2 separate regions of the Homo sapiens genome follow, and region 2 is linked to region 1. A link is a loop called in an ENCODE intact Hi-C map of the cell type or tissue named here. Cell type or tissue: natural killer cell. All regions are shown on one strand.

Region 1 (5,000 bases):
AACATATTGCTCTGTAATTCACTTTTTTCATGCAAAAAATATGTCATGAGGCCGGGCACAGTGGCTCATGCCTGTAATCCCAGCACTTTGGGAGGCAAGGTGGGTGGATCACGAGGTCAAGAGATTGAGACCTTCTTGGCTAACCTGGTGAAACCCCGTTTCTACTAAAAATATAAAAATTAGCTGAGCATGGTGGTGCGCACCTATAGTCCCAGCTACTCGGGATGCTGAGGCAGGAGAATCACTTGAACCCAGAAGGTGGATGTTGCAGTGATCTGAGATCGCGCCACTGCACTCCAGCCTGGTGACAGAGCGAGACTCCGTCTCAAAAAAAAAAAAAAAGAAAGAAAAGTCATGAACAACCTTCCATGTCAATAAATGGTTGCACTGTTAATAGTTGTATGGTATTCCATTTAATAAACCCACCGCAATTTATTTAATCAATCTCCCACTGAGAAACATTTGGATCAGCTCAAATTTTTCACTATTGGCATACATCTGATGACCTGATTTTTAAGGTGACTCTTCAAGCACTTGTAAAAGATATTTTGGGGCAGACTGTGGGAAGAGTAGAGTAGGGATATGAGGGAGCCCAGGGAGGGAAATGTTTTATGAATTGATATTGTTCTTGGTACATAAAGGACATCAGTTAACGGGAATGAGGTGGGGAAGGGATAGCGTGTAGTGGGAGAAAGTCAGAGAGGGTGAAATGACAGACATGGAGAGAGAAAGAGGAACCCATAAAGACAAACAGATGGAGAGAGAGAGAATGTGACAAGAATAGATATAGAGAGATTCAAATAATCCTCAAGGATGCTCAAAATAATAAAAAATAGTTTTGTGATGATTGCCAAAAAGGCCAATAGCATTTATAGAATTCAAGTGATGATACGTCATTGAAAGAAAGAAAAGGGGATTTTTCTGTGAGACAAATTGCCCAAAACCTGAGGGGGAGTTTTGTCATCAAAATACATAAGGAGTAATCTTTTAAAAACTCTGAAACAAAGAGCAAATAATTTAAAGAAATCTCGGCCAAGCAAGGTGGTTCATGCTTGTAATTCTAGCGCATTGAAAGTTTGAGGCGGGAGGACAGCTTGAAGCCAGGAGTTCAAGACCAGCCTGGGCAACATAGTAAGACTCCTCTCTAAAAAGCAAAAATAAAAAAAATTAACTGGATATAGTGGTGGGTGCCTATATTCCCAGCTACTTGGGAGGCTGAGGCACGAGGATCACTTGAGTCCAGAAGTCTGAGGTTGCAGTGAGCCATGATCGTACCACTGCACTCCAGCCTGAGTGACAGGCTGACAGAGTGGGACGCTGTCTCAGAAAAAAAAAGAAAAGAAAAAGAAAAAATAAAGAAATCTCATTCTACTTTACTTACCACACACATATGTTCATATCATGTGTTAAACATTGTCTTTTAAAAAATAGCTTAGGGCCAGATGTGTTGCCTCAGGCCTGTAATCCCAGTACTTTGGGAGGCCAAGGTGGAAGAACTGCTTGAGGTCAAGAGTTAGAGACCAGCCTGGGCAACATACTGAGACTCTGTCTCTATTTCAAAACAAGCAAACAGCTTAGAAAATCATTTTCTTTAACTCTTACCTCTGATGCTTTTAATTATGTGTTCTCTTATGGTGATTGGCTGGGGTTAAAATATTCTGTAGCATTGCTTTGCATCATAGCCCCAGAGAAAATGAAAGGGGAAGAAGGAGTTAGCTTCCCTTTTCCCCGCTGTTCTGCCTGCTTCCTGTTTCAGAAAAATTAAAATAAGGTGTGAACAGCCACTTTCTCTTGAACATATTCTTCCATATATACTGGGGTAGGGTGAGGCATGTATTTGTGGGGGCTGGAGGATGGCCTCTGTTACAAAATTTCCTATGGACATTCCTTATCTACACTAGTGGGGAACAATGAAAATTACTTGTACAATGAACATCACTTATACAGGACGCGTATTACGGTACATTCTAATTTTTAAAAATATCAACTCACATAAAGAGGAGGCCAACCCTGACTTATCTCATGGGCAAGCTGTATGGCACAAATGAAATTACTAATGTGAAAGTGTTCGGTCAACTCTAAAGGTCCTTACAAGTTTGTGGGTTTTTTTTTTTTTTCAGACAGAGTTTTGCTCTTCTTGCCCAGGCTAGAGTGCAATGGCATGATCTCGGCTCACCGCAACCTTCACCTCCTGGGTTCAAGCGATTCTCCTGCCTCATCCTCCGGAGTAGCTGGGATTACAGACGCCCGCCACCACGCCCAGCTAATTTTGCATTTTTAAGGGAGACAGGGTTTCTCCATGTTGGTCAGGCTGGTTTCGAACTCCCAACCTCAGGTGATCCGCCCACCTCAGCCTCCCAAAATACTGGAATTACAGGTGTGAGCCACCACGCCTGGCCACGTTTGAGGTCTTTTTAATGATTAGAAATTTCTTATACTCTGGCATCTGTAGAATCCATTCAAAGCCATAAATTTCTGCTTCTTTCCCACACCTGGTGGGAGAAATGGGGGAATAGGCCCACAAATCGCCTTGGCTTTTGTGGTCTCCCAGTATGCTCTTTTGCATGGACAGAAAAATGAGGGAAATGCTTTTACCTTCATCAAACCTATTGGAAATGGTTAAGTTTCCCTTCTTTTGACTAAAACAAAACTAAAAACCACAAGAAACCTACTCAAGATTGGCTCATATGAATCACATCCTGTGTGGAACCCTGTCCTGTGTCAATGACACTTAGACACAGAGCAAAGAAGGGAGAGGGTGGGTCACTGTTTCTAAATGCAACGAAGGGCACTTTCATTAAAGCACTAAGGCTGCATGCTCAACAGGTTTAGCATGACTCAGCAAGATGGGTCACTGAACACCATCCACCCAAGGGCAAATGAGCTTGTCCAATCACATGACCTACAAGATCAGGGGATAGCAAACCAGACCTATGGTTTGCTGAACAGCCTGCACAAGCCAGTCCCGTTACATACAGAACAGTCAGAGGAGAAGGTCACCGCCAGGGCAGTGGAGACCACTGCGGATCCTCTTCTCAACACTGCTCTACCATGTTACCTTGTGTCTAGTTGTGTGTCTGCCAACCACTTCTACAGAAGGTGCTGAGGCAAACCTCCTCAAAGGTTCTGATTTGGATCTTCCATTTGGAGAAGACTTTGAGTCTGTCCATATTCGTGGCTTTTTTTTCTTGCACTGGGAACTGATGCATTGCAGACACAAATGAGCCCAATGTATTTTAAGCGAGAAAAAGTTCCCACCCTCACCACCAATTACACCCTTGTCATTTTTTTCTTGTTCTAGTACCTACGTGTGATTTAGTACTTTCCGAGCATTCCATTCTTTCTGAAAGCATAAGCACTAATATGTGTAATTTGCTTGCCTTGTCATTCTGAAATCTTTTAATGCATACAGTTCAGACATCCTGTTTGTTTAATATGAGCAATGCCAACTTTATTTACTGTAATAAATGTACTTCTTTATTCTTCTGGAAAAAAAGGGAAATTAATTGAAAAAGACACATTTAAGCTATTCCAGTGTGTAATACAGAGGCTGCTGGTAAAATATAATACAATGTCAGGGAATTCCACAATCTTGTTTGCTTTTTGGTTTCATTTTCATATTTTTCTTAAATATGGCATTGCTACAGTACAAAGTAGAAGAACATATTTTAGTGTCTGATTCACAGTCTCTTTACTAACTTTGGAACTTTAAAACCTGGGCAACTCTGATAGTGAGAGGGTTCAAGAAAATTGACATATGTGGTGAAATGTACTTTTGTGGCCTAGCTTTGCGTTTCAGAGCTGTTATACAGTCAGATTTTTTTAAATGAATATCTGCAACTGTTCCAACAATTCTGGTTTATGAAAATGTTGCTGGTTTTGCATAGGAACTTCATAACCTGCATGATATTACTCATGGGTATTTGTGGGTTTTGCTTTAGATATGGAAAGGACGCCTCTTGGCAAACATATTTTTTCTTTTGCTTCTCAGAGGTTTTGTATTCAGCTCAAAAATCCCCAGTATCTGTTTCCTTAGGTTCATGGGCTCCTTTAAACTTTACATTTGTATTTCTATTTTTTTTTCCAGTCAACTTCATGGATGTTTTGGAACGTCCTTTGTGCAAATTCACTCCCCAATGTTGCAGAGAGATTTTGCTTCCTTTTACCCTCTTCCAGTTGATTTTCTTTTCTTTTTTTTTCTTTTTTTTGAGACAGAGTCTCATTGTCATCCAGGCCAGAGTGCAGTGGCACGATCTCAGCTCACTGCAACCTCCGCCTCCCGGGTTCAAGCGATTCTCCTGCCTCAGCCTCCTGAGTAACTGGGATTACAGGCATGCGCCACCACCATGCCCGGCTTATTTTTGGATTTTTAGTAGAGACGGGGTTTCACCATGTTGGCCAGGCTAGTGTCGAATGTCTGACCTCAAGTGATCCGCCTGCCTTGGCCTCTCAAAGTGCTGGGATTACAGGCATGAGCCACTGTGCCTGGTTGTTGATTTTCTTTAAACAGTCTAACAACTTTTCCTGTGACATGTTTAGGCCTCTGAGTGTAATCCCTGTGGAAGATGGTACAGTGTCTGAAATTCTACATATACATTGACTTCTGACCTCTTTGAAAATGTGATCTGTAAGAAGGCCACACAGGCTTTCAAATGCAAGATGGTTTCAGACTCAACATGGTTTCCTTTGAGGTTGTTACTAGGAAATAATTTGAACAACAAGTGTAGTCATCACCATATCCTGACATGCCAGCAGGAAGATAAATTACTGCTTGTAAGTTACAACATTTCACCTCCACCCATGGCAATTTTTATTATATTACCCATTTGTCCTCTCAGTAAATGATGTCTGTAAAAATAGTTGAAATAGTTGAAAGGAATTTAATTTAAAATATACTCACATGTATTCACCTAAGTACAAAGACACATAGCATTTCAAAATAAGTAAACTCAGCCTTTTCTCCCTTGAAATGTATCAAATACTAAAGCTTTTCATAGCAT
Region 2 (5,000 bases), 320 kb after region 1:
GAGGGTGAATGAGTATACAGCCTAGTACTGTGACAGGAACAGAAAGAAGCCCTCTTGGCCAGCCTAATGATAAGGTCATTCTCCCAAAGTAGAAACTGGAAAACTAGCATGTGAAGCAGGGCACGCTCAAGACTAGCCTCAATCAATCAACTGGGGGGTTCAGGGTGGCCACCGGGCTAAAAATAAATAAATCTTTTGTTCCAGATGACCTTTAAGGTTCTTCAAGCTTTAAGGGGCTAGCAATCTGGATCTGGTGAAAACAGGTCACATAGGCAGGCGGGAGGAACTTCTAGAAATAGCACACAAACAGCCATCACCCAAGCAAAGATCAGCAGGGTCAGGATTCATCAGTGCAAGGGACCACTCTGCCACTCTCAGTCACAGGCAACCCCGCTGACTACAGACCCAAGTGTCACCCGAGGCGTACCTGCAGCTGCTGGATTGATCGTCCCACAGCTGGCTCCAGAGGCCTTAAAAGAACAGGTCTGGTCACAAGGCAACCATCCAGCACTCTCCACTACCTTGCTTGTGGCTCTTTTCCTCTCAAGTAAGTTACTGAGACACATTAGGCACTTCATTCAACAAATCACAAAAAAAGATTAAATTTTGCCCCCCAAATCCCTGTTTGCAGCTGCCATACCTGGCACTCAACAGTTTATTTTCATGGAAACACCTGGCACACAATGGAACCCCCCAGCCTGCCTCCGTTCGTACCACAGGACACTTCTGTACTAGTGTGGCTGGGAAATGCCAGTCACTGTCTAACTTAACTCCTCACCCTACTTCCTCAGTGGTGCCAGGCATTTTACATTTATTTTCCTTTCTTCTTACGCATCCAGTAAGCAGCAACTCTGGCGGCAGAAGTGCATATGACATCAGAATTCTCAGAGCTAAGGGAACTTGCAGAGATCATTGGACTCATCACTGACCTGAAACCATGCTAAACCTCTTCTTTCCCAAGCACACAAGCAAGCTGTGTCCCTCAAATGACAAGCTCCATGGTGTTCTGATGATATACTGATATCATTTCAGTATGATGAGGGAGATTACTGGAAGTTTCACCATCGAGGAAGTCATCGTCCAAAAGAGCCACCATTATAAAATACAGGCCTTGTGCAGCATAAACATGAAATTCTGGAGGCACAGAGCTGAAGAACTGACTGTCAGGATCCCGGACCAGGGAAAAGGCAAAGAAGTCAGGCTGTACTTCCACATAGAAGATTCAAACCTGGAAAACATTTGTTCTAAATAATCCAGATCCATTTCCTGGTGCCAAATGTAATTCCTCATTTCAGTCTAACAAAGTTATGGACAAAACTCTTCTGAAATGTCTTTGTACTTAAAATTTTTAAGCCAATTTTACTCTTTCACAGTGTGTCACAGGATGTTGTGCAATCAATTATTACTCAAAATATTACTTGATTACAAAAAGGCCAGGTCTTGCATTGGCACATTAGATATATATTTTTTATGTTTAAAAGTGCTACATAAAAAAAAATCTATCATCGTGCCCTGCATTCTCTAGTCCTGGTTCTATCACAGCTCCAGAACAACTGGAAATATCACCAATGAAGTTGAAGACCCTCATTTCCTTAGAGTCCAGTCCTTTTATAGTTCCATAAGAGAAATCATCAGCCTCAACATGTAAGTCTTTTCTATCCAGTCTAGTGTCTGTTTTTCCTTTTTTTTTTTTTTTTTTTTTTTTGAGGGAACTGGTCATTATTTCTCTAAAGGGACATTCTTTAGGAAAATCTCTTCCTTGGGTTATAACTATTTCAGATTCATTAATTTCTTAACTGAAGTTACATTAAGCCCATTCTCCAGACAGGACACTAGCCTCCAAGCCAGTCCTTTGATTTATCAGTTCCAAAACTAGATGACTCAGGCAACTGCTATACTGGAAACGCCAATCAGGCCTTGAAAGTCAAGTCCAGTTAAGTAGCGATTATATTCCAGCCCACCCTGTCAGCAGTCAGATAAAAGTAAAGGCAAGAAGTCTGTGTGAGACGAATTGGTAAAACCACCTCTTTCAGAACAATATCGGATCCATGGAGAAACTGAAAGAGACAGAACTGCCTTCTCCAGAGATGACACTTCCTTGGCTATCTTGAGAATGAGGCGACACAGTTCTCAAACCCTAACAGCAGCTTCTACATGGCATTGTCTAATGTTAGCCGGTAGAGAGAAACACTAAGGGCAATCTTTTTGGCTGCTGGTCTTCAACAGATCATTTAAGACACCCCACTGTCATTTCTCATGTGGTAGTCAGTGAGCCTGGTTTTAAGATACCAAGGTAGACCAGAACACACTGGAAAATTTGCAGCAAGAGATGTTAAGATCTGTTGCATTTTCAGTGAGGGCTGAAACACCTCCGCCCTGTGGGTTCTGCTGCATAGCCACAACAGTGACACTGGCAAAGGGCAGAGTTCCTGTGGAAACACTTACAGTGCAAACCCGCTGGTGGAAATGGGTCTCTGAAAAAACAAAGGCTTCACACCCATAGAACATAGTGATGAAGCCCAGTGGAATGGCAGGTTTAAGCCGACAATTCAGTGTCCGAACCAAGTCAATCATTAGCTTCACATATATGCAGATAAAAATCCATAATTAATTAAAGGATAAAGCCTACAGAGATGACATATTCTAGGATTTTTCAAATCTTTAAGCAGCTGCTCACTGACTAACTCACAATCCAAGGCACCTCTCCAAGCCTTTTCTGCAGCCAGGAAAAGACAAACCAAGATAATCTACATTTATATGAGTTAGGTTGATCATATTATATGCTAATAAATGAGTTAGCTCCACCTTCACCATCTTCTGCTTGAATTTAATTAGTAGTTGAGGCTTTAAAAGGGCGCTCCCTTCCCCTCCAAATGAGTTTGGCACTCCTGTTCAGAACACAGAGTTGGCCACGTAGGAAAGGCTCTGCCCTTCCCATGAGACAGCCCAGTTACACTGCAGAGGCTGGTCACCAGGCTTAGGACCTCACAAGGTCAGCCCCATGCAAGTCTCAACTGTCACAACTATCTTCACCACCTTCAGGGGGAGGAGGAGAACCCTTTCTCATGCCTCACCTCAAGGCATCCAATTCAACCAACATTTACTCAGCACCTACCAGGGGCCATGCACTGGCAATACAACGGGAACCAAGACAAAGCCTCTGAACTCATGAAGAAAGTTCCTACCAATGGGATAAATCTGGCACAGTTTGCTTTTAAAAAGCACTTAAGCATTGTTAGTCCAGTGTAAAATGACCTGTACAGGTAAAATTCCATGGGAAAAATACAAATCCCAAAGAGGAAAAAGGAGAAAAGGAATTTACACTACCTTCGACCTGGTTACTACTGACTTTCCCTGAAGACAGAACTTGTGCATCACCTCCTCCAAGAAGTCCTCCCTGAATACTCAGGCTCACAATCCCCTACTATCCCGTACCCATTCCTATTCCTAAACTCAACTACCCTATGATGAAACTGTGGGTTTCTGCTGCCTCCCTCACTACAGGGAGAGCTCCTTGAGCTTTTCACCCCCAGCATCTACTGTGGTCTCTGGCCACAGCAGGTGCTCAGTGAATGCTGTGAACTGTGCTGACATGTGCATGTGGCATGCTCAGGCCTGTTTATGGATGTCTTTGTAGTTACATGGAGAGTGACATATTTTTTCTATGTAACTTATTCAACCCTATCTTTTCTAATGTTATACAAGTCCTTCTGTACAAATTACAAAGGAGTATCTTCCTTCCTCCTCCAACATTTATTGTAAATAAGGTGAATTAGACATGAGCAGAGGCAAGAAAACCTAGTCTGTCCATTAGTACTTAGCTCATAAACTGGAAGGCAAGGAGAGGTGGAAGATGGAATGGGGAAGGCAGGGCCAGCCGATTGGGAACCCTCCCCAGGAGCCTGAACTTTATAGGGCACAGGAAGCCTTTAAACGACTTCTGGCAGGAGGGAGGTTAGGGCTGAGTTTTAGACAGCTCATCCAGGCAGTTTATGGAGGATGGATTTGAGGGAATACAACTAGATTCATGGAAACCAGTTCCAAGGCCATCACAATAATCCATATGTATGATACAAACGAGTGTGGTAATTGTGGGGAAAAGAAGAAATTGAGTCAGAAAGTATTTACCAAGCCAATCTGGCATGACTTGGCAATCAACTGAGGTGGGGAAAGAGGTAAAGGAGAAAGAAAAGTCTAGAATGGTGGCCAGGTGACTGAACAACGGCAAGACCAGTTCTGACCGGGAAAATGGGAGGAGGAGCAGGTCAAGGGGAAAGATGGGATATTTAATTGTGGACATGTTGACTTGGAGATGCCTAAAGGATGTCCAAGCAGGTCTGTCCAGCAAGCATATCAGACATGGGACCCTGGACCTGATATCGGGCCTGTCTAAGCCACAGTTTCCTCGGGTGAGAAATGCAGGTGCCACAGCACTCCTCCTCTCTCACAGTCTACTGTGAGGATTAAAGGAGACGGAGTATAAAGTGGTTTGTCCTAAGCCTGCCCCAGTTCCAGAAGCAATAGTTGGGCTCAGGGGGGAAGACAAGAGACAGAGCTTTGGAAGTCCTTGGCATATGGGCAATATTGTTGAGACTTAAAAGTTGACGAGACCATGCGCCATGACAAAGAAAAGAAGGTAAAGACAAACCACCTCCCACCCACCCCCGCCCCCCACCCCGCCCCCTCCCACCTGGGGAACACCAATATTTACTAGGTTGAGGGATGAGGAAAGATACAAAAAGAAACTTAAAAACACATCAGTAAGCATTGGAAAAACACAGAAACAGGGGAGCAATGAATCTGAAGAAGGTAGCAGCCAACAAGACAAAGAAGAACTGACCTGACTACACTGTCACTCCTGGGCTTCGCCAGCGCAGTCTCCTGGGGATGGGCACCGGGAAGAAAAATGAACAGGGCAGGGAAGGGCATCTGCAGACAGCTGTCAGGGAAGAGGCTGAGAAGGGAAAGGAAAACACTGTGCCCCACCTCAAAAGGATAGT

What was found. Hi-C counts contacts between places; a loop is a spot of excess contacts. Peaks named below come from ENCODE experiments on the same cell type or tissue, not always from the same donor. Only the 100,000 strongest peaks of a DNase experiment are listed, where the experiment ranks them.
Region 2: it touches region 1 in a loop (1.9-fold over the local background); 4 of 110 quality-filtered maps call a loop at or near these places.

Annotation. Positions count from the first base shown.
Region 1 is chr14:61,660,515-61,665,514 of GRCh38, reverse strand. No RefSeq gene overlaps it. Among named protein-coding and RNA genes, the nearest start is that of HIF1A, 32 kb to the left of the region's middle. In natural killer cell, no CTCF peak of the experiment used is centred here; DNase peaks (open chromatin) are centred at 1,724, 2,774, 3,934 and 4,684; H3K27ac peaks cover 3,903 bases.
Region 2 is chr14:61,340,057-61,345,056 of GRCh38, reverse strand. All of the region lies in intron 1 of PRKCH (protein kinase C eta), which reads right to left. Among named protein-coding and RNA genes, the nearest start is that of PRKCH-AS1, 20 kb to the right of the region's middle. RefSeq lists a silencer at 2,279-2,408 and an enhancer at 2,968-3,027. In natural killer cell, no CTCF peak of the experiment used is centred here; DNase peaks (open chromatin) are centred at 816, 2,376, 2,996, 3,566 and 2 weaker places; H3K4me3 peaks cover 404 bases; H3K27ac peaks cover 4,855 bases.